Linked DNA regions of Homo sapiens: region 1 is linked to region 2. Evidence: chromatin loops called from intact Hi-C (ENCODE). Cell type or tissue: endothelial cell of umbilical vein. All regions are shown on one strand. Each heading gives the region's core, and the rest is flanking DNA. Links, peaks and the distances in the headings are about the cores only. Region 1 overlaps APP (amyloid beta precursor protein). Region 2 overlaps APP (amyloid beta precursor protein).

The links. Peaks named below come from ENCODE experiments on the same cell type or tissue, not always from the same donor. Only the 100,000 strongest peaks of a DNase experiment are listed, where the experiment ranks them.
Region 1: a loop joins it to region 2, with 2.8 times the contacts of the local background. A loop is called at or near these places in 13 of 110 quality-filtered maps.

The regions. Positions count from the first base shown.
Region 1 is chr21:25,978,819-25,991,386 of GRCh38, forward strand. It overlaps APP (amyloid beta precursor protein), which reads right to left. Exons shown (of 18, transcript NM_000484.4): 9 at 3,526-3,659. Among named protein-coding and RNA genes, the nearest start is that of APP, 190 kb to the right of the region's middle. RefSeq lists an enhancer at 9,036-9,537. In endothelial cell of umbilical vein, for the core only: no CTCF peak of the experiment used is centred there; a DNase peak (open chromatin) is centred at 5,203; H3K27ac peaks cover 2,822 bases.
Region 2 is chr21:25,888,994-25,901,561 of GRCh38, forward strand. APP (amyloid beta precursor protein) reads right to left here. Exons shown (of 18, transcript NM_000484.4): 16 at 8,580-8,680; 17 at 2,729-2,875. Among named protein-coding and RNA genes, the nearest start is that of GABPA, 160 kb to the left of the region's middle. In endothelial cell of umbilical vein, for the core only: a CTCF peak has its summit at 6,936 (motif pointing right); a DNase peak (open chromatin) is centred at 7,068; H3K27ac peaks cover 3,021 bases.

The sequences.
Region 1 (12,568 bases), core at 2,131-10,130, 90 kb after region 2:
GCACGTGCCTGTAATCCCAGTTACTGGGGAGGCTGAGGCAGGAGAATCGCTTGAACCAGGGAGTTGGAGGTTGCAGTGAGTCTAGATTGTGCCACTGCACTCCAGCTGGGTGACAGAGCAAGACTCCATCTCCAAAAAAGAAAAGAAATAAAAACCTATGAGTTGGGTCAGCTTTCAATTTGAAGGACTTCATTTTAAGCATATACTAAAAGTAGTAAGTTTATAAGTAATAAAAGTGCTCACACATGGTTCAGCTGTAGATTTCTATTTGACTAGATGCTAGTCACGACATATAGCAACAAAAATCTACAGGTTTAGCAACAAAAATCTACAGGTTTAGAGTTATACTCCACAATGGCAACAACAAACCAAAATATGAAAAAATTCCAAAATCCTCTGTATTTGTAAGAAAACATATAACAAAAACTACAATAAAACTTAATTTAAAAAACCGCACAATTTTTAAAATTTAAAATTCTCAGGACCTGGCCCTTGCAGTGGCTCTATGGATTCTTATAAAGCAATTTTCCACTGCAGGCACAAAGGTATCAATTTCATTTGGATTTATCAATCTTCAAAGACTTGGCTGTTTCATGCAGAGAAAATGACTACTACTAAGTAGAGATTTAAGAGGCAGGCAAGTTTAAAGTTGAAAAGTCCCTAGATTTCAGCACCACAGACTATGAAGATACATATTGATTTCAGGTGTCTCACATTCCTATGACCACTGGAATCTAGTAGACAACATTCTCTGCTCTGGGACAACATCTCTTAGGTTATATCAGATATATCTGATGACTAAAAGATGAACAAAATCTACAAAATCATGAACTAAGTCACAAGTTACACAGATGTGCTAAAAGTTAAATTATTATTTTAAAGAAGACCTGTCACATCTAAAACTAACAGAGAATTTGAAATAAGTTTTCTTAATAAGGTCAAAAATGAACAAGATATACTAGGAGAAAAAATCCAGGATTAAAAAAACACACATTAAAAAAAATGCTACAGTGGGTCCACGATGAATGCAGGTAGCAGGCTTCATGACTTGAGGTCTCAAGGTTTCTATCCAGCTTGGAAAGATAATGCAGGTGTGTCCAGAAATCACTAACAAAACCGGGGAGCAAATATTTAGAATTAAATGAAAGGTAAGAGCAATGACTGCCTGTCTCATTCTGAGTATGAAGTGGGGTGTAAGGAATGGGTGAGATGTGTCAGCGTGAAGAAGAGTGGGAGGGCATTTCCAGAAGAACTCAATGCCAAGGGCAAAGGGAAGCCCAAGATGAGATGAACAGACGATGAGCAGAGTGGCCTGATCAGAACAGCAGCTTAACGCTGTACAGAAAGCAAGGGTAGCAGTTGAGAAGGAAGAGGTGGTAGGAAGACCAGAGTCAGGGTACAGTGGTAGGCGCTGAAAATGACAAGCTGAGCATTCGGTGTTTATTTTTGTCATTGTTCTTTTTTTACGACTTCATGTGCCCAGAAGTGGATTTGTGAGGGCACAGGAAGCCTCTGAAAGCTTCATAAAGAAGGGAGATAGGATGTAAATTCAAATGAGGACATTTCAGTGGCAATAAGTATGATTCATAGTCCTCCAATGCTTTCCGAACAGTGCCTGTGTCTTTCCTAAGGAAAGATCTGATTTTCTTGGCATCAGGTGAAAACTTAATAATTCCCTGTGGCTAGCTTTCTAGTTCAATTAGCTGTTAGGTTTTCATCGTGGGCAGCCACTAGAACTGCACATTATATTCCAGAGCCAAAAGTACTGTGATTATAAGGCTTTTTTCCTCTTTATGTTATTATACCAAAGTAGATCCAAGTATTGTTATTCATCTTAAGGCAAAACAAACAAACAAAAAACAAAACAAACAAACAAAAAACAGTACCTGTGTTGTACCTTTCTAGATAAACTATTAGTTTTATGTTTTCAAGGGTAGATTTTCTTATTATTCAGGTGAGGCCAAGAGGTCAGGAGATGATTATCATGGAAAAGACAGTTTGTTACTCAGCTCCCAAGAAGCCGGTACATGCCACTACATGCAGGGTCATATGGGAAGCACCAGGGTTGGTCAGGAGGGGAAAACATGAGCAAGAGCCTTTTATTGTGGTTTTCATGGAAAGAATGAGCGAAGCAGGGTAGGCGGGTTTAGGACTGATTAGTTCAAATAATGGTGATGGGGCATGAGGTTGTCCCTAGTGGTCTGGTACCTGGTCCTGGGGTGATTAGAGCAGGTGAATAGTGGCCCAGAGTATAAGAAGGTGGTTGGGAGTAAGGAGCTTTTGATTGACTGGTTTGCATGGGAAAGACATGCTCAGGGGCCATTCATTTGGCCCTGGGAGGGAGGAATCTTCCTGGGGTCAGCAGGGACCCAGATCAGAAATTACAGGAAAGATTAATTGTCTACTAAAGACTGACTGTGATCTTAGAAAATACGCAGCAGTCTAATTCATAAATTGCATTTAATGTCTCTCAAGAGATTAAGCATCTGTGCTAAGACAAAAATTTCTCCTATCTTCTGATATTTGCCACAGAATATTAACACTAAAAATGAATGGCTTACTTTAACCTGAGATCTTTATTCATTCACTTTTATGTCCTACTTCTTTTCCCCCCACATTCACTCCTAGGTTTGTAGACTACAAATCAGAAAAGTGACTGGAAAATAATAAGTCCATATTTGTTGATTGAATGAATGAATGAATGAGGAATCTGAGCAAGGGCTAAAATCCTCCATATTATCAAACTCCAATACAACATCCAGTGCCTGGTAGCAGACATAGCTTCAATTGTAGTTGATAGTATATATGGATTAGCCATGTTTTAGACATAAGTTATTTTTTAATTTGCTTAATTAAGGACCTGCTAAAAAAAAACAAACCAAACCAAAACAGGTTTTTTTTTTTTTTTTTTTTTTCAGCAAAGTATAATGAAAGGAGTACTGTACTAGGAGCAAGAAAGGCCTGGATTCTAAATGTTGTCTCTGGCTCACTGATTTTGCTTTGTGCTAAAATGGGAAGCCACTCTCTCGAACCTCTATTCCACTATGTATCACTTAGGAGACTAGATGAAATAATCACTATGGTTCAGCTCAGTTTTAAGTCTCTATGATTTTACAGACTGTAAACAATCGTAGGTTCACAATTATAACAGTCTGGGATTTAATACAAAACCTCATCTTTACTAAAGAGCATTTTGATGGATTTTAATTTACAACATGTTGATTACAGGTACTACATATACACAGAATAATAATGCCAAGTACCTTTCTTCGCCAGAGAGAATGTTACAGACATCATTTAATTTGTGCTTACAAAATCCAACTATACCTGGATCCTTCCTAGGCAGCATGTTCACGGAGGATGCAAAAAACCCACAAACTGTGCCCACACAGTAAACATTTAAAATTAGAACTTTACATCTTTAAAGATCTTGATAAAGCCAGCAGGCCTGTGGGGAGACTGAGGCAGAGGCAAGCTCAGGTTTCCCAATATCGTAGGGCTGAATGATGGAAGAGCCAGACTTACCTGGGACATTCTCTCTCGGTGCTTGGCCTCAAGCCTCTCTTTGGCTTTCTGGAAATGGGCATGTTCATTCTCATCCCCAGGTGTCTCGAGATACTTGTCAACGGCATCAGGGGTACTGGCTGCTGTTGTAGGAACTATAAAGTAGAAGAGAAGGAGGTTTGAGAAAAAAAAGCCAACAACAACAGAATAATCCACTCGTTTAATAGAAAGCCGTATTTTCAGTTATTTCTCAGAACAGAGAATTTAGTAAAGCAGCGCATACAAGACGTTAATGCTGTTTAAGAGAACACCATGAGACACTGTGCAGCACAGTAAGGATGTCTTTCACCACTCCCAAGTACAGAATGAAGGAAAAATCTTTAAAATGGTCCATTTTGCAATTATAGCATTAGAGTTCTTTACGAAACAAGCATGCAAAGAGCAAAAACAGTTGGTGCTGAAGACATGTTTTTCCAAATCCCCATGCTTTCCTAAATTACTATTTTGCAATTTTGAAAGTAAATGATGATATCATCAATATCATACACTAAGACTCCTGCAGAAACCACAGATATCTGTAATTAGCCTGTTGTAGAATAACGGCACCCCAGGGAAAAGGTAAATGTATGATGTATTTAGATAACTGAATTACGAAGACAACCTTCATGAGACAGTATGGAAACACGACAAAAGATATATAAACATCAATAAACACATTTTTGAATCACAAAAGGACTTTTCTGTCTTCATAAATTTGACAATAGTCAATGAATTCATTATGCTAGTTGTCAAAAAGAAAGTGATTTCTATTTTGAATTCAACTAATACTGCTAAGCAATATTTGAATTGCAACATATACTGCTATATTATGTAACTCATGAGCCAAGTGAATTATAATACCTATACAAGCAATTTTCCAAAAGATTAGTGAGAATTCAGAGTATTTATGAGCTTAAAAGCAAAAAGAAAAAAGAATTTTGACTTAAGAGGAAGCATATTTAACATAAAAAACAAAATGAGACGTTTTCACTATCTTTTGAGATCAAATCAATTGTTTCATTCAAAAGGTTATTCAAATATCACCAATGTTCCAAGTATTCCTATTGAATTATTACCTGTGTATTACATTTGGGATATAATATCTCAAAGAGGACTTCAATGAGAAGAATTGATAGCTAAGTCATTTTGAAACTAAACTTGAAGTTAAATACGTTTTCTACATCCTTCAAGAAAATGTCTGGAATCTTAATCCAAAGTCTTCAAAGATATTAACTAAAACCGGAAGGCTGTTAAATAATTAAACAGTATCTTTCATTTTAAAAAGAAACATTCGTTTTGATTTTTTCCCTCCACTTCAATCCTGATTAATAATCATTTTTCAAAAAATAAAAGCAGTTGAGTGTCTATCCAGATGTTGCTTTCAAGTGGAAGGAAGGAGGCAGGGCATATTCCTGGTGCCTTTACACAGCTGCCCCTGTCTTCTCTGTAGCAAATGAGGGAGTGGTGTTCCTTCTTACATTGGCAGCAACGGGGGAAGGAAGGAAGGAAGGAAAGAGTCATGTGGGGATTTGCAATTAAGCACATTTGGATTTGAATCCCATTTCTTTTTCAGATCAGCTGTGACCTGGGGCAGGAAACTTAAGCACTCCATGTTTCAATTTTTTTATCAAGTGGTGATAACATGCCGCAGGACATGATAGGAGAGCTGGGAAAATGAGATACCATACCACATGTAAGTCATCCGGCAGAGAGGGTGACACACAGTGGAGCTCATACATGTTAGTGGCCTTCCCTCCTCCTCTGCTTAATACATCCTGTTCAAATCTCAGAGCTAATGCTAACCACGGGAAAGTTCTGATACTTTTATTCAAAGCCACTGAAAATGTTTTGGTAGAAGAGTGCAATAATAAAGAAAAAAAAGAAAAGGACAAGTTTTAAAATTTTAAAAATTGAGAAAAAGAAACAAAAGAAAATACAAACTAACAAAAAATAAATAAAATAGAACCACTGAAAATGAATTACACACAGGATCACAAAGTGCAACCTACAGGAAAAGCAGTATGTATTTTTCAAAAAATGTTAGGTGTAGCCCACATAAAAAAGGCCGAAAGTATCAAAAATAAGTAAATTGTTAATTTGTAAGATTGAAACAATAATTTTGAATATTAAGACCTTTTTGGAAAAAAGGTAAATGTTTTTCTCCATAGCTTCAAGCAAACCAATATGCAAGTATTTTTAACTTAATCATTAAGTTAAAATGAATAAATGCTAAATACCACGTTCTTACTGACTTTAACTTAATGATTAAGTTAAAAATACTTGCATTTCAAGTTCCCAACTTGAAATGAACATGGTATTTAGCATTTAAAATGTGCTTCCCTAGCTTTAGTCATCTTCTCATCTTAACTGGTAGAGCTCAAATGAGAACAAGTTAAAGTAAAAGCAGAAAATAAAACAGTAACATTCTTTTGCATAGTCCAATCTGGCAGAATGACATGTTTAGGCAAACCATATTTTATGTTTGAAACAAATGAAAATGTATAAATATTTGGGGTTATACCTGCTGATGAAGATAGTCATCTGGCTGTAACTGTTATAACCATAACATAAGCACCCCTTTGGAAAACTGGAATCATAAAACTTACTATATAAGAAGGAAATTTTTTCAGCTCCTATGGTTTGCGAACACTGTCTACTGTATAAAGGAAAGAAGATAAACACTATAATCTGAATCACTATAATCAGATTGGCCTAAGTAGAAATGCACTTAGCAACATAATAAGAGAATAACCATGGAACATGAATGTGAGGTATGTTTAATAGGACTGAGGATATTAAAAAGGATAAAAACCTTCTTTTTAGGCACGTGGAAATGAATATGAATACTATATTACCAACTTAATCCATTGAATCCAGAAATATTTCTGTGGTAATTAATTTTCTGTGCCAACTTGATTGGGCCGCAAGGTGCCCAGATTAAACATTGTTTCTGAGTGTCTTTGTGAGGGTGCTTCTGGATGAGATTAGCATCGGAATTGGTGCACTCAGTAAAGTAAATCACCCTCCTCAACATGGGCAGGAATCACCCGATCTGCTGAGGGTCTGAAAACAAAAGGGCAGAGGATGGAGCAGTTCACCCTTTTTATTTCCTGGCTGCCTGAGTCAGGATATTGGTCTTCTCTTCTCCCTGGACTGAAATTTACACCATTGTCTTCCCTGGTTCTCAGGCCTTTAGATTTGGACTAAATCATACCACCAGCTCTCCTGGGTCTCCAACTTGCAGACAACAGATTGTGGGACTTAGCCTCCATAATTGTTGTGTGAGTCAATTCTGCAGAATCAATCTCTTCCTATACATATATATCCTATTGGTCCTGTTTCTCTGGAGAACCCTGAGCAATACAATTTCTCTTCAAGTAAATCTTTGTTAACAGTCCCAGTTATTTCCCATAGTTGAGGAAGCTGTGTCTCTTTTTATCTTTAACTCAAATTTTTCAGCCATTCATACAAACTCCCCATCTCAATTAGTGTGAGTGAAATTATCCTATATTCATACCAACCAGCAAGCCAGATTACTGTCTAGTCAAGCAGAGAAGGATAGCATATGCTGATATTGTTAAATGAATTTAATAGTTCATTACTACTGCTCTGCAGCTGGTGAGGATCCCGGAAGGAGAGAGCAATTTTAAGGTGGAGTATGTCCAGAGAGCTCAACTTCTATTTCGTGAATATCCTTATATCCTAAAGAGATTAAATTCATAGGACTGACTACCATTTTGTGATTATGTCCACAGAAGGCCAGAGACACGTGTGCCCTATGTCCTCACCCATCAAGGTACTTCCTTTTGGGAAGGGAGTGGGGCTCAAGGAATGTCAGGATATGTCACAGGACACAGAGGAAACAGGAAGCTGTATATCAGCAGGTCACTGATATATTTAAGGTACTTAAAACACAGGTCACTGTAACCACTTAGAAAGTGGAAACAAACTGGCTTTAGGAGGGTTTATTTCTGGTTTTGCATTTTAAACTACCATAAAGCAGTTTATCCTGCTCACAGACCTCTGAGATTCCACGGAACCTCTGATAAAGGCTAGGATTTCGGCCGGATGGGGTGGCTCACACCTGTAATCCCAGCACTTTGGGAGGCCGAGGTGGACGGAAGTTTGAGACCAGCCTGATCAACATGGAGAAACCCCGTCTCTACTAAAATAAAATAAAATAAAAAAATTAGCAGGGTGTGGTGGCGCATGCCTGTAATCCCAGCTACTTGGGAGGCTGAGGCAGGAGAATCGCTTGAACCTGGGAGGCGGAGGTTGCGGTGAGCCGAGATCATGCCAGTGCACCCCAGTCTGGGCTACAAGAGCGAAACTCCGTCTCAAACAAACAAACAAACAAATAAATAAAGGCTAGGATTTCCATGTTGGCACTCCGTCTCAAATAAATAAATAAATAAAGGCTAGGATTTCCATGTTGGCCAAATGATAACAGCCTCTTTTCATCAGAGCCCACCATGCTAGGCATGTTCTGTGTTCTCGTTTAATACATGGGAAGAAAAAATTACCCTATTTTATTGCGTAGAGGCAAAACACTATCATTTAACATACCCATTTGCATCCCTAAACACACACAAATAAAGTCTGTTAAGATTGGGTAAGCCATAAAAAGGCTGTAAAGCTAATTTTTAGAGTAGTAAAGGGCCAATCCATCCACATGCTGGGGCACTGTAAAGGGTTTTTGTTGTTTTGTTTTGTTAATGAGCAGCACAACTTGGCAAAACAACCATATGCTTTGTTATGATGTCCGTTGGCTTGTTTTCTATGAAACAGCTGTTCCTGCCCCAAACACTATCTGGCAAATCCTTCAACAGAAGTTGGGTCATAAAGCAGGGATCAAGTGAAAGAGCCCATGGAGCTAGAATATGGAGGACGTTCTGGCCTTGGGTCCCTCCTTCAGCCTGCTCACTCATGCCTTCTGCAAGCAAGCTGGCTAGGTATGTTCCCCCCTCCACAAAAACCTAGACTTAAAACGAGACAAAACACAGGGTTCAATATCCTTAGCTCTAGGTTTTGACCTCTAGATGCCTAGTCATTAGCAGCAATACCAACATCACATGCATAAGCTTTTAACTTTTTAAATGACCTTTGTATTTTAGTCTCCTAACAGAGCCTTGAGGGGCATGGTAGGATATATAGGCTATTACCTCCCTTCCTTTTAATAGTGATCATGTGTATCTAAACACTCATAACAAATGAAAAAATGTAACAGAAAAGCAGTTCTAATTCCTAGTACATCACTGCTTCAAGGTGAATATTTGCTTCCAAATATACAGTGGCATTTTGGATGACTAACGCCTTCTACATAAGCCACATCCTTATTCTTTGCCACCCTGGGAAGTCAGAGGTATCAAAGCAGCTGAGACAGCAGCTCTGACATGGACAAACTATCCTGCCTTTAGTGCGCCTGTTCATTCTTTTATTCCTCCAGCCCACCAACATTGCAGCCCTTATTATATGTGAGGCACATGGGAGAAACCAATGAGAAAAACATGAAGGCCCTGATCCTGGTGGAATTATATTCTAGGGAAAGAAACAATTACCACAAGAATTTTTTAAAAGCCAGTAAGTCATATTGTTAATATGTGATTTGTATTATGGAGAAAAAGAGGAAAAAGAAAAACAGAGCAGAGTTCAGAAGGATCGGGAGAGCTGAGGGGAGAGGGGAAAGGTAGACCGCAGTAAGTGAGCGACCAGGCAGAGTCTTAAGTGAGGAGGTGACATTCAGATCTTCCCAGCTGGCTGCTGGAAGGACATGGCAGGCAGATGACAAAACTAGCACGGAAGCCCTAAGAGTTGAAGCTGGCTGGCAAATTCCACGAGACCCGCATGGCCAGAGCTAAAGAAGCAAGAGAGGAAGTAGTGGGAGAGGCAGGGAAGAAATGGGGGACATCATGTACAGCCTTAAAGCCACAGTAAGGATTCTGAGGGACCAGCGTGGGCTGTTTGAGGGGGAGTATATGTGATGGGGCGTTTTGTTGAAGGATCACTCTGGCTGCTATGGGACAAAAGTAGAAGGAAGATCTTTTAAGAGGAAAAGACAGGCTGGGTGCAGTGGCTCACGCCTGTAATCCCAGCACTTTGGGAGTCTGAGGCGGGCAGATCACCTGAGGTCAGGAGTTTGAGACCAGCCTGACCAACATGGAGAAACTCTGTCTCTACTAAAAATACTAAAATTAGCTGGGCGTGGTGGCAGGCGCCTGTAATCCCAGCTACTCGGGAGGCTGAGGCAGGAGAATTGCTTGAACCCGGGAGGCGGAAGTTGTGGTGAGCCAAGATTGTGCCATTGCACCCCAGCCTGGGTGATAACAGCGAAACTCTGTCTCAAAAAAAAAAAAAAAAAAAAAGGAGACAAAGATGAAGGTGGCTTGGACCAGGGTGGCTGTCACAGGAGGTTGTTGCCCTCAGCCCCCTTCCCACACGAGAAGGGTCAGATTCCCTTCTTTCTCTCACACCAAAATGCTGTATTACCTCAGGGAACTGAATATGAAAACGGGAGAAACTGCTTTCACATGTGCGTGAGGGCTCATTTCAATTTTAATACTGATACACGCATGCTTGTCACAATACTGCCACTTCACACTGTGATCTATTCTCAATACCTGCCAGAGCTCTGTTTTCTGGGGTGAAGTAACACAGGTTAGCTTTCAGTTTATTCATAAATGGCGATGCTGCACCCAACGTTCCTATCACAAAATGCTCCTCCATCACTGGGGCCAAGACACCAACGAAACATTTTCCATACCTGTGTTTCCTCTGAGAAAACTGTTAGCATTTGAAGGGAAGTTACTTTAAAACAGGGGAAAACCTGCTAATATCTTCAGGATGAGGCAGACGTCACTCTCCTAGCCTGTCTGAAGACTCCTTAGAGGATAATCCATTAAGTTGAACTGTACATGCACTGATTTCCCTCATTTTAGTTCTGATTTTGTAATCATTGCGGAGCACTCCATTTCATATTCATACTAATGTGGTACTTCACATTCATATAAGAATGTGGGGTCAAAATTAAAGGCACTGTGAAAGATTGCCCCTATCATTTTGATATGCATTTGTTTCCTCAGGCTCTGGGGTGACCCATAATTTTACAGTCACAATGGACTCAGGACACAAAAGAAGAAATGACCCACCTTCAAACAGCAATGACCGTGGCCATCTCCAACAGGCCAGAAGGCTGAATGTTTCCCTAAACCAAGGCTTATGAATGGCATTCAGTCGATATATTAATATTAGATTCTAACAAGAAAATTGGGTTAGTCTCCTTTCATCAGCAGAAAAGCAATTTATCTCTACAGCCTTGGTAACAGAAGATTAAAACAAATTAAGACCTATATAAATCATTGCCTTATCATTGAAAATGCTATTTGATACCGACCCAGCAATGTTGTCATTTGAGATGGCTATAATTTAGGAAAGGAGACAAGGAGGATCATTTATATATGAGTGAAATATAAACTTGTTAGCGTTCATGTGAAACTTTAATCTTGAAACATGGCAGAGCTTTCCGAGTGCCATGCTTATTATAACTTAAAAAAAAAGTGTCTCTAAAAAAAAAAAAAGTGTCTCTCCATTTTCCTAATTTCAAAAATAGTTAAAACTCCTAACGCATTCTACATTCAAATATTTATCCTAACCATTAAGTCCAAGATAGAGGAGCCATTTATAACAAGAAAATACAGTTTGTGATCCTCCAGTGTAATACCAGACTCTCTTAAAAACAAAATAACAACAAAAGAAAAAACAAAGGCATTCTCCCCCTAATATGCCCTTGTATTACAATTTTATAGTCAGTGCAATCATAGTTGGTGGAGAACACTATCAATGCATCACATGGACATAAGGTAATAAAAATATAATCTATGATGTGTTTACTCTAGTCAAGCTACATTTCTTTTTTATGTCCATGGACACATACTGACATGGGAATTTTTTCAAATATATGAACTGAATGTGAAGGAACGAATGCTGGCATTATTTTTTTATTAACATCTATTCTCTATTCAGCACATCACACTAAAACTTAAAAGCAACCTCAAGTTTGAATCTAAAAAATATATGTGAAGCAATAGCAATAACTGGCGTCCAGAATGGGTTAACCTTAGGTTATTGTTTTTTGTCAATTTGTCAGAAGCTATTCTTGACTTCGTTAATGGAGGCACATAAAGAAATAACCTGTCATAGCTGCTCAACACTCAATAGATGAGTTCGAAAAGTCAAAATCTTCAATATTGTCCAGTTTCATATAAACTGTAGCAGTAAAAGGAGATGGTACAGTTAACCTCTATGGAGGTCTTAAGGATAAAGCTGATTTCATTTTACCCCAGCCTTCCAGAGCAATCTTCTCCTACACTTCTATATTTCCTTTATATGGTTATTTACCTCTACGGCATATCTGGGTCTCAACTCATTAATAAAATTATCAGGTATTGATAGCCAGTACTCAGATTCCTTTGCTGGTGTCTCTCAAAATACCTGGCCTCGCACATCCTGGGGTCAAAAATAACTGCTGCACAGTTCACAACTGCAAAGATACGGAACCAACCTAAGTGCCCATCAACCAATGAGGGATAAAGAAAATGTGGTGTATATATACCACGGAATACTAGTAGGCCAGAAAAACCACAAAATAAAAGTCTTTTGCAGCAACTTGGATGGAGGTGGAGGCCATTATTCTAAGTGAAGTAATCAGGAATGGAAATACAGTATGTATTCCCTTATAAATTGGGAGCTAAGCTATGATTATGCAAAGGCATAGAGTGGCATAATGGACATTGGAGACTCAGAATGAGGAAGAGTGGGAAGGAGGAGAGGGATAAAAAACTACGTATTGGGTACAATGTACACTACTCAGTGAAATGGGGACACTAAACTCTCAGACATCACCACTATACACTTCATCCCCGTAACTAAAACCACTTGTATCCCCAAAGCTATTGGAAAAAAAATAAAAATAAAAATAAAAAAACCTGCTGTATTAAACCAAGGATCAGCTTGCTGGCTACCTTTTTTT
Region 2 (12,568 bases), core at 2,306-10,305:
TCTTTTTCCTTAGGTCTGAGGTAGGACCTGGTCTCACGCACAGCCAGGGGAAGGAGCTCCAGGTGGAGGCCTTGCTTTTATGCTCAGCATCACTGGGGTCTGTTACGGGCTAAAACGTGTCCCCCTAGAATTCATATGTTGAAGTCCTAAGCTGCCAGTACCTCCACCTGTGACTGTATTTGCAGATAGGGTCGAAGAGGTTATTAAAGTTAAACAAGGTCATCAGGGTTGATCCTAATCCACTATGACTGGTGTCCTTGTAGGAAGAGGTTAGGACACAGCAGAAAAACAGAGTGAAGGTCATGTGAAGATACAGGGAGCAGACAGGCATCTGCAAACCAAGGAGAGATGCCTGGGGAGGAACCAACCTGGCTGATACCTTGATCTTACACTCCAGAAATGTGAGAGGGTAAATTTCTGTTGCTTAATCCACCCATCTGTGTTACTTTGTTATGGAAGCCCGAGGAAGCCAAGTCTTTGGCCTCTGGCATCAAAGAAGGCAACTTCAACGGACAGACCGGCAACAAAGAGAATTATATTAAATAAACTAAAAAGTGCTCTTGAAGGCCAGGCATGGTGGCTCATGCCTGTAATCCCAGCACCTTGGGAGGTTGGGGAGGGCGGATCACTTGAGGCCAGGAATTCAAGACCAGCCTGGCCAACATGGCAAAACCCTGTCTCTACTAAAAATACAAAAATTAGCCAGGCGTGGTGGTATGCCCCTGTAATCCCAGTTACTCAGGAGGCTGAGAGTGAGGTAGGAGAATCGCTTGAACCTGGGAGGTGGAGGTTGCAGTGAGCGGAGATCATGCCACTGCACTCCAGCCTGGGTGAAAGAGCAAGACTCCATCTCAAAAAACAAAGAAACAACAACAACAAAAGAAAACAACAAAACCATGAAAAAAACCAAAACAACAACAGCAGCAAAAAAGGGGTCTTGAATTACTCAAGTATGAAGACATCTTTATTTGCTCAAATATGGAATTAAATTTTTTTAAAAATTAATTTGAGCAGAAATGAAATAAGCTGATACTAATGAAAACCTATCTTACACTGTTTTGAGGGACATAAGCTTAGATACTATCACAAAAGGTGCAATGGCCAAACATGACAGTGGGGTCATTGCTTTTATGTGCTCACACTCTGATCTATGGGTCAGTCCGTTCCTTTCCACCCTGCTGCCTGCTGTTCTCTTGGTTTCCTTCCTCACACTGCTCATCCACGTCAGTATGAATGGGGAAATGAGGCTCCACCCCAATTTCCATCAGCAGCTTCTGTTGTAGTCTGCAGAGGTTTTAATTGCTGAGCAAAATGAAATTTCTGGCTTCACCACAAATTTCATTTATTTAAACTCTGCCTGTCCTCTTCTAATCAAGAATGGTTTAGAGCCCATTTCCTTGGGGATAGTGGAATCTTCAACTCCCTAGAAACACCTGGACTTTTCTCTGATGGAAAAAGCAATGGGGGCCAGACGCGGTGGCTCACGCCTGTAATCCCAGCACTTTGGGAAGCCAAGGCGGGTGGATCACCTGAGGTCAGGAGTTCGAGACCAGCCTGACCAATATGGTGAAACCCTGTCTCTACTAAAAACAAAAATTAGCCGGGCATGGTGGCGTGTGCCCATAGTCCCAGCTACTCAGGAAGCTGAGACAAGAGAATTGCTTGAACCCAGGAGGCAGAGGTTGCAGTGAGCCAAGATCCAGCCTGGGCAACAGCGCGAGACTGTCTCAAAAAAAAAAAAAAAAAGCAATGGGGAATATGAGGGGAAATCTGGACTCTGAGCTTGACCTTGCATAATTTGAACCCTTCTGTCTCGGCCTCAGTTCCCTCATCTACAAGATGAGAAGATCAATTTGATTGGTCATCATCAATAAATCTTTCAGCTCTAAAAATTCCATAACTCTTAAAATATCGCAATTAAATGTCACACAAATTTTTCAGTTTCCCTGTGCATATAAAAGTTATGTTTACACTATACTCTCTGCAAGACAGTTTCCTAAAAAGTTGCATATACTGTGAGATTTTAACACTTTTTCCCCCATCCAAATGGCATTTCAAATGCATAAAAATAACTTATTCGTAAATTTTCTTTCTCTCTTTCTTGTTTTAGTATAGCACCTTGAAACTAAGATATTTCAGGTGGAAGTGCAGGGTAATAGGTTGCAGAACTCTCAAATAACAATCATGTATGTTTTGGTGGGCCATTTGGTATAGTGTGATTTCCTGAGAAACTTTAAAGGTAAGAGTCTGCACTGAAAAGTCACATTATTTACTATTACCTGGTTGTATTGAGAGGCCAGACTATTTAAGACAAAAGAAATCCAAGAATAAACATGTTTAGTTTTTTTGGAAAAAGCAACTTCCTACTTCTATTTTTATTTTTAACTTCTTGTACTGGTTTTTGTTGCTTGTGTTTGAAAAAAAAAAGTCTAAGAGTAATCATGCTTTTTTAAAGTCATGCATTATCATTTGTATTATTTTGATAACTTCAACACAAATTGTAAGTTGAGATAACAACACACACTCTCAATACCTTGAGCAGAATATTCACGGTAAGTTGCAATGAATGAAAACCAAAACAAGAAAGAACAACTGTAACCCAAGCATCATGGAAGCACACTGATTCGTTTTTTAAAAGAGATACTTAGCTAGTTCTTAGCAAAAAGCTAAGCCTAATTCTCTCATAGTCTTAATTCCCACTTGGAAACATGCAGTCAAGTTTACCTACCTCCACCACACCATGATGAATGGATGTGTACTGTTTCTTCTTCAGCATCACCAAGGTGATGACGATCACTGTCGCTATGACAACACCGCCCACCATGAGTCCAATGATTGCACCTTTGTTTGAACCCACATCTTCTGCAAAGAACACCTTGAAAACAAATTAAGAAAAAGAATTTTAATTTCTAAATGCAATATAATTTACAATTTATAAACGCAATTAGAAGAATTTCATTTCTTAAATGCAGGGGACATTTGGATGAGGTTATATAAAAAGTTTCAGTATATTCTCTGCCCAACTGGTTGGTCAAATATTTGATGCTTACTTTAAAAAAAAAAAAAAAAAAAGAAATCACATATTTTCCTACTAAGAATGATAATCATAGTTTATAGAAGGATGTACAACATGTGGCTTCCCCAGTTCGAGGAAGTCTACTTTCCCCACAGGTCAAAACCGAAGTCTGCAGGGACCTGAAACCCTTTGACAGGTGGAACATTTGGTGAGTGGTGGGAAGATAGCGCTTGGATCTATCAAAAGCTGGAAAGGCACGATCATACTAATGAAAGGAGGTCAGCATTTTCCTAGTCATAGCACTCTGAGCCCTGATGTGTGACTCTAAGTGACTGAGACTTAGGTGTTTTTCAACTCTGCAGATGTCCTAATTTCCTTGGAGGGACACTTTTAATGCACAGGAATAGGCATTCTGAAACAAAGGAGTTAAACAATAGAAAAAAAGATATCTTGTTACCTACTTTTAGCTATAGTAATTCTGCAGAATTCTAATTAACCTTTAGCAGTGTAATGCTTTTTAAAGCATAATGTTATTTCAAAGTGAAGTACAGGCAACAAGAATTTTAAGTCACTCATAACTCATGCTTTCTAACTATTGTCTCCAGAAACCAAAATCTGAAATGTTGCTTTATTCTTGCTCTTTATTTGGATTAAACATAAAAATAATTTTGAGAACATTGTAAAGAAGGAATAAAATTTCATTTACTGCACTACATTGCTTCATACTGTTTATAAAAGCAAGTCATTATTTTTCAACTTTATCTACTTGAATGAAATTATAGAAGCACACCACAACTTTTATCATCTTGTTATATAAGGAGTTGATCTTATGCCAGATGAAGTAAAACTAAAGCTAAATATTACCACGTTTGCTCTGCAACTTAATGAAAATACAGGCATACATAGCTTTATTGTACAGTAGTGCTTACAGATAGTATTTAAAAAAAAAAAACAAAAAGGTTTCTGGTAACCCTGCATCGAACAAGTCTATTGGTGCCATTTTTCCAACAGTGAACACAGGTTCACTTCATGTCTGTGTCACATTTTGGTAATTATTTAAATATTCAAACATTAAAAATTATTATATCTGTTTGGTGATCTGTGATCAGTGGCCTTTGATGTTACTATTTTAATTGTTTTGGAGTGTCATGAAACATGCCCATAAAGACAGCAAACTAAATCAATAAATGTTGTGTGTGTTCTGTCTGCCCCCCAAACTGGCCACTCCACCCCCTCAACTCCCAGGCTCCCTATCCCTTGAGAGACAACAATATTGAAAGTGGGCCAGTAAATAACCCTACAGTGGCCTCTTAAGTATTCAAGTGAAAGGAAGAGTCACAGGTCTCTCACTTTAAAGCAAAAGCTAGAAATAATTAAGCTTAGTGGGCAAGGCATATTGAAAGCCAAGATTCTTGTGCCAGTTAGCCAAGTTGTGAATGCAAAGAAAAGCTCTTGAAGGAGATTAAAAGTGCTACTCCAGTGAGCACACAAATGATAAAGCAAAACAGCCTTATTGCTGATACGGAGAAAACTTTTAGTTGTCTGGATGGAAGATCAAACCAACCACAACATTCTCTTAGGCCAAAGCCTAATCAAGAACAAGGCCCACAACTGTCTTCAATTCTATGAAGGATGAGAGAGGTGAAGAAGCTGCAGAAGAAAAAAAAGTTGGGAGAGGTTGATTTCATGAGGTTTAAGGGAAGAAGCCATCTCCATAACACAGAAGTGCAAGGTGAAGCAGCAAGTGCTGATGTAGAAGCTGCAATAAGTTATCCAGAAGATCTAGATAAGACTCCTGATGAAGGTGGCTACACTAAATAACAGATTTTCAGTGGAGATGAAACAGACTTATTTGGAAGAAAATGCCATCTAGGACTTTCATCACTAGAGAGAAGTCCTGCCTTCAAAGCTTCAAAGAACAAGCTGACTCTCTTGTTAGGGGCTAATGCAGCTGGCGACTTTGTTTTTGAAGCCAAGACTGACCATTGTAAAAGTCCTAGGGCGCTTAAGAATTATTCTAAATCTACTGTGCCCATGCTCTATAAATGGAACAAAACTGGGATGACAGCACATCTCTTAACAGCATGGTTTACTGAATATTTTAAACCCACTGTTGAGACCTACTGCTCAGAAAAGACTCATTTCAAAATATTACTGCTCACTAACAAAGCACCTAGTCACCCAAGAGCTCTGAAGGACAGGTACAGGGAGATTACTGTTGTTTTCATGCCTGCTAACACAACATCCATTCTGCAGCCTGTGGATCAACTTTCAAGTCTTATTATTTCAGCCTCTTATTATTTCAAAATATATTTCAAATATATTTTGTAGGGCTATTCACTGCCATAGATAGCGATTCCTCTAATGGATCTGGGCAAAGTAAACTGCAAACCTTCTAAAAAGGATTCACCATTCCAGATGCCATTAAGAACATCTGTGATCCATGGGAGATCAAAACATCAGCAATAACGGGAGTTTGGAAGACAATGATTCCAACTCTCATGGGTGACTTTGAGGAGTTCAAGACTTCAGTAAAGGATGTCACAGCAGATGTGGTGGAAATAACAAGAGAACTAGAATTAGAAGTGGAGCCTAAAGACATGACTGAACTGCTACCATCTCATGATCAAACTTGAATGGATGAGGAGTTACCTCTTATGGATGAGCAAAGAAAGTGGTTTCTTGCAATGGAATCTACTCTTGGTGAAGATGCTATGAACACTGTTGAAATGACAACAAAGGATTTAGGATATCACATAAACTCGATGAAGCAGTGGCTAGATTTGCGAAGACTGACTCCAATTTTGAAAGCTGTTCTACTGTGAGCAAAATGCTATCAAACAGCATCACATGCTACAGAGACATCTTTTTGTGAAAGGAAGAGTCAATCGATGCAGCAAACTTCATTATTGTCTTATTTTAGGAAATTGCCACAGCCACCACAAACCTCAGCAGCCACCACCTGGATTAGCCTGCAGCAGTGAACATCAAGGCAAGATTCTCCACGAGCAAAAAGATTAGGACTTGCTGAAGACTCAGATGATCATTAGCATTTTTAGTAATAAAATATTTTACTAATAAAAGTAAAGTATATACATGGCTTTTTTTTTTTTTAGACATAATGCTATTGCACATGTAACAGACTAGAGTATAGTGTAAATACAAACTTTTTTTTTTTTTTGAGACAGAGTCTTGCTCTTGTTGCCCAGGCTGGAGTGCGATCTCGGCTCACTGCAACCTCTGCCTCCTGGGATCAAGAGATTCTCTTGCCTCAGCCTCCCGAGTAGCTGGGACTACAGGCACATGCCACCATATGCAGCTAATTTTTGTATTTTTAGTAGAGATGGCATTTCACCATGTTGGCCAGGATGCTCTCGACCTCCTGACCTTGTGATCCACCTGCCTTGGCCTCCCAAAGTGCTGGGATTACAGGCATGAGCCACCGTGCCTGGCCAACATAACTTTTATATGTACTGGGAAGCCAAAAAATTTGTGTGACATTTTGTTGCAAAATTTGTTTTATTGTGGTGTTCTGAAATTTCCAAGGTATGCCTGTACCTCCCTAAAAAATTCTTTCAATTTAGCCTCAAGGTAGTCAAATGACTGATTTTTCTAAGCTGAAACTAACATACTAGCAATCTGGAAAGGCAATATAAAATATAGCAAATGAAGCAACTTCTAAAAGTGTTTTACTCGTGGTTTATAACAAAATGAGAAATTGTTCATAATTATTCCCTTTACTAAACAAATATGCTAGCTCAACATTTTTATGAAAAGCAAATCATTAATTAGCTAATATACTAGTGTGAGGTAATCAGGAATAAATACAAGTCTGGACATATGCCTGTGCCTTTAAGAAAATACTGTAATTTTGTAATATTCATTGCACTAATTATAATACATTATCTTAACTAGTCCAGTAGAGGGAGCTGATTCTCCTAATTGCTGCCGCTGCCATTAGTCACTGTCGCATTATAGGCGTTAGTGTAATTGTGGGGATGGGCTTATATGACACAGGCCCCAGGCCCCGACAAATGCAAATCTGTACATTAATCGTCAGCTTTCTACCCCACCAACTCTTCAACTCTTTAGTGGTTCCCCAGTTTTTATTAACCTCTTCAGCAACAGCCTCATCAAGAGAAACCCTGATCTTATAACAACTGATACTAGATTATCTTGCCAATGAAAACCATGCTTCAAAAAGCTAAATGTCTTTCTACAAAAAAAGAACTATGGGAGTTAAGAATGCAAATCCAAATCCCAAGTCAGTTTTTTATTTGCTACAATTATTTGGAGTCAAGTAAGGCATAAATAATAATTTGGAGGTGTTTCTTTTAGAGATTAATACTAGGATTTATCAACTTTATGAATATTGAAAAGACATTTTCTGCTTGGAAAAAAGTAACACTCACACACACACACACACAAAACAAAACAAAAGAAGTGCCTGAGATAACTTTAAGTATTATTGCTATGGAAATTTTCTTACCATTTTTCTGTCCACCACTGAATGTGATAAAATTGTCGTCTTCATTAATTTAACCCTCTTACTGCACCTACTGATAAGATGGAACCCTAACATAATCCACGATTTGATTTATCTCCATTTCTAAGCTTTTGGTAAAGGATTTTATATAACTACTAGAGCTGACCACAAAGGAGATGTGGCTTTTTGATTTACTCCAATTCTAACATTAGGGGGGAAAAGTGATTTCATCTGAAAAGGAAGCTGCTGTCTTCTTTGCACAAACCTTTTGATGAATAACACTATCGGGAACATCATGGGGTCCTGCTCACTCCATGATCTTACTCTTGCAAGAGAAGTTAAATCATGGGAGGTAGGGGAGGGAATGAAAAGAAAGAGCTGGGGGAGAAATGAATGGGTAAAGGAAGACAGTTCCGGATGTGAATTTAAGCCACATAAAGTGTTCTGTAAAACCAAGCAGTGTATGCATGTGTTTGATCCTTCAAATAAACCTATTGTAAACCTATTTTCCCAGAAAACACAGTGGAAGTCAAAGTGGCTGCTATATTGAAATTAATTCCACTTTAAGTCCCGAGTCATGCACGAACTTTGCTGCCTTGTAGTCTGAAAGAACTATACATACAGCCTCTTTCTTTTCTTTTTTTTTTTTGGGATGGAGTCTCGCTCTGTCGCCTAGGCACGATCTCAGCTCACTGCAACCTCCACCTCCTGGGTTCAAGCAAGTCTCCTGCGTCAGCCTCCCCAGCAGCTGGGACTACAGGTGTTTGCCACCACACCCAGCTAATCTTTTTTGTATTTTTAGTAGAGATGGGGTTTCACCATATTGGCCAGGCTGGTCTCGAATTTCTGACCTCGTGATCCACCCGCCTTGGCCTCCCAAAGTGCTGGGATTACAGGCTTGAGCCACTGCGCTCAGCCTAGCCTATTTATTTTCTTCATGTTTTCATGGTAATCCTATAGGCAAGCATTGTATTTTTATCTTTTCCTTAATTTGATTTCTAGCACAGGATGAACCAGAGTTAATAGGTCATTTGGCAAGACAAACAGTAGTGGAAAGAGGTAAATTATTTTACGTACCAATTTTTGATGATGAACTTCATATCCTGAGTCATGTCGGAATTCTGCATCCATCTTCACTTCAGAGATCTCCTCCGTCTTGATATTTGTCAACCCAGAACCTGTATTACATCATAATTAAAGTATGCAGGACAACCAATTAGTTTTACTCATAAATAATAACACTGTAAGACAAAGCCTACCCAAAACTTCTTTCTAGGCCTGAAGTTAGAAGAAAATTGATAAATGACTCTTAAAGAAAAATGATACCCTATATTTAAAACTTCAATTACTACCTATTTTGAACAAAAAGAAATGAAAGGGTAAGGGAAACCTGAAAGTAAGGCTTCTGCTGCCTTTAAATACATGCTATAATTTTTGAAAATGGGGGAAAAGCAGAAGTTAAATCCTGGTTGAGAGGTTGGCAAGGATTTGTTCCTGGAATATGTTGGCTTGGCTTACGGGCTTATTGTTTAGCCTATTATGTGTCTTTTTCCATGTGCACTCATTACTTCAGAAATAATAATAAAAGGCTTTAAAAATGAGCATTAATTACCTGGTAGAACAAAACTGCTACTTTGGGGCTTTGTTCCAATTACAAATAAATTATGTTCATGTATCTATGCAGTGAAGCGTTGTAAAAATTATATAATTTTAGTCAAGTGTTCTAGTTACACAGATTGTAATTGGTTCGTCTGCTGAATAAAGAGCTATAGTACATAATTTTAAAAATGCTTCTTAGCAACTAACAGAATTTATAACCTACGAACTCTTCCTTTTCTATAAATTGCTATATGATTCTTAACACTAATTGTTCTGATGAATTTCATTATTCAAATAATAATTTGAAGCTTAAAACAAAATGCAGAGTCATTTAAAAACCAAAAACATAAGTAAAAAATGTAAATGTCAGTGTCCATGCTATAACATTTAATTATCAAACATCAGAATTTTAGGATGAAAAGGGCTTTTGAAGTCATCTTCTCTACCGTGTTCCCACCCAGGGGCAGATTGTCAGTTCCTGTTTGAACATAGAGGAATGTATCAATTTCCCTCCATTTTTTGATAGATTTGCCTGCCCAAACTGTCCTTTTTTTACATGAAGCCAGAATCAGCTTCCCTGTAACTTCCATCCTTTGAGCCTGATTCAACACAGAGCAAGCCTAATCCTCCCTTCCACATTAAAACCTTGAACAGGTATCACGACCCTAAGGAGAGGCATGTTCCTGCTGGTTCTTGTCTTACTTGGGCTACACATTCCCAATTCCTTTGGCTCCCAGGGGAATTCACTTCCTGCTCTTGGCCTAATCACTCTTTCAATCTTGTCTACGAGATTCTGGGAAACTTGTGACACATCTTGCTGACACTGAAAAGCACAATGTCCACAGCATATGATGTGCCAGTCTAAGAGCACAGCCTATACAAGGAGAAGGTAAGGATAATCTGACAAAACCTAGGAAATCCACGCTGGTTGTGACCTAGCACCATTTCCTCATCCAATTGTTCAAAAAGCTTCCACTTGATAACCTATTTGAAAAGAGACCCACAATCAATGTCACTCTATACCTGGCTTACAGATTGTGAAGCTATCTTCTCTCCTTTTTGCTATTCAGAACTTCATTTTCCTATCCCTACCTTCCCAGCTTTCCACAAAGACCACAGGCAATGGTGCTACTTCCCCTTCAAGTTCTCTTAGCCTGCAGTTGGTCTGGGTCATAAGAACTTGGACTTGGGTAGCAAGATGTCATAGTTTAAAATATATCCACAAATTTGCTGATACTCCTTCCTTCAAGAGGGAGAACTTGATTCCCTTCCTTCGAATGTGGTCGGGATGTAGTGACTTGCTCTAGTGAACAGAGCATGATAGAAGTGATGGTGTATGACTTCTGAGACTGGGCCAAAAAAGGCACTAAAACTTCCTTAATCTCTTTCCTGGACCTCTTGGTGCAGGGGTGCGAGATGCCATGTTGTAGGGACGCTCAAGCAGCATTACAGAGTTCACATGGTAAGATACTGAGGTCTCTTAGTAACAGTGACGTGAGTGAGCCACGTTGGAAACAGACCCACCAGGTCCAATCAAACCTTCAGATGACTTTAGCTCAGGCAGTGTCTTAACTGCAACCACATGACGGACACTGTGCCAGAACCATCCAGCTAAACCACATCCCAAATCCTGACCTATAAAAACTGTAAGAAACTAATGCTTGTTGTTTTAAGCTGCTAAATTCTCGCGTTATTTGCTACGTAGCAATAGGTAACTAATGGGCTAGGGCTTTCTTTTCTCATGTTGATCTATCTCGGGCTTTAATTTCCTTTCATCAGAAGTTCATTCTCTTTAATATAGACATAAAAGGCACAATGGAAGTGGGACAGTTTCCCTTTCTCATTCTTTAACTCTGGTCCTCTCAATGACCTAACCCTCAACCCCCAACTTCTTGCTACGAGACCCACAGAGTTCTCTATTCTTATTTATTTTCTTACTTTAATATTGTTAAGTATTTTTTGGTTAAGTTTCAACTCATTCTGCTGAAACGAACCTTTCTGACACTTATTTTTATAGGGTAGTGATGCTAAAACTCTCTTAATTCTCACTGGCTGTATATTTTAATCTTTCTATAGCCCTTTTAAATCTGAGATCCTTATATAACCAGTGATTTCTTTAGAGCTCACTCCTTTTCTGTTATTAAGATCTGGCAACGTGCCAAGCACGGTGGCTCACGCCTGTAATCCCAGCACTTTGGGAGGCCAAGCTGGGTGGATCACTTGAGGTCAGGAGTTTGAGACCAGCCTGGTCAACATGGTGAAACCCTGTCTCTACTAAAAATACAAAAAAAAAAAAAAAAAAAAAAAAAAAAAAATTAGCCAGGTGTGGTGGCGGGTGCCTGTAATCCCAGCTACTCCAGAAGGCTGAGGCATAAGAATCGCTTGAACCCGGCAGGTGGAGGTTGCAGTGAGCTGAGATTGTGCCACTGCACTCCAGCCTGGGTGACAGAATGAGACTCTGTCTCCAAAAATAAATAAATAAATAAAAGATCTAGCAACACAATAGGTTAGAACTATATTTCTGAGATTTTTAAGAAAACTTTCTTGAACAGTTTGAAGAGTCTTCCCTTTTAGATTTTGGAGCCAAATATTTATACTGAAAAATAAAAGTAAAGAATGAGCTCTGGCCGGGCACAGTGGCTCACACCTGTAATCCCAGCACTTTGGGAGGCCGAGGCGGGAGGATCACGAGGTCAAGAGATCAAGACCATGGTGAAACCCCGTCTCTACTAAAAATACAAAAAATTAGCCGGACGTGGTGGCAGGCACCTGTAGTCCCAGCTACTAGAGGCTTAGGCAGGAGAATGGTGTGAACCCAGGAGGCAGAGCTTGCAGTGAGCCGAGATTCGTGCCACTGCACTCCAGCCTGGGCGACAGAGTGAGACTCCATCTCAAAAAAAAAAAAAAAAAGAATGAGCTCTCGGCCAGGTGCAGTGACTCATGCCTGTAATCCCAGCCTTTGGGAGGCTGAGGCGGGCAAACAGTTTGAACTCAGGAGTTCGAGACCAGCCTAGCCAATATGGCAAAACTCTGTCTCTACTAAAAATACAAAAATGAGCCAGGTGTGGTGGCACATCCCTGTAATCCCAGCTGCATGGGAAACTTAGGTGGGAGGATAGCTTTAGCCCAGGAAATGGGGGTTGCAGTGAGCTGGTATCATGCCACTGTTCTCCAGCCTGGAAACAGAGACAAATCCTGTTTTAAAAAAAAAAAAAAAAAAAAAACAAAACCAAGAGCTCTCCACTAAAAACTTTACAAGCCCACACTACTTTTGAAATGATACTGTGAATACTTTTGGTGGTCCAAAAAAAAAAATTCATATTATCAAGTCAGCATGACAGATAAATTCATGTTTACAGCTCAATAGTTTGAGAAGCTCTTGGCAGAAGAGCTCTTGCTATAATAGTTCATGTTTGTTTAGCATGAATAGTCATCTAGGGAAGACTTTTTACATTAAGCAAATCTTA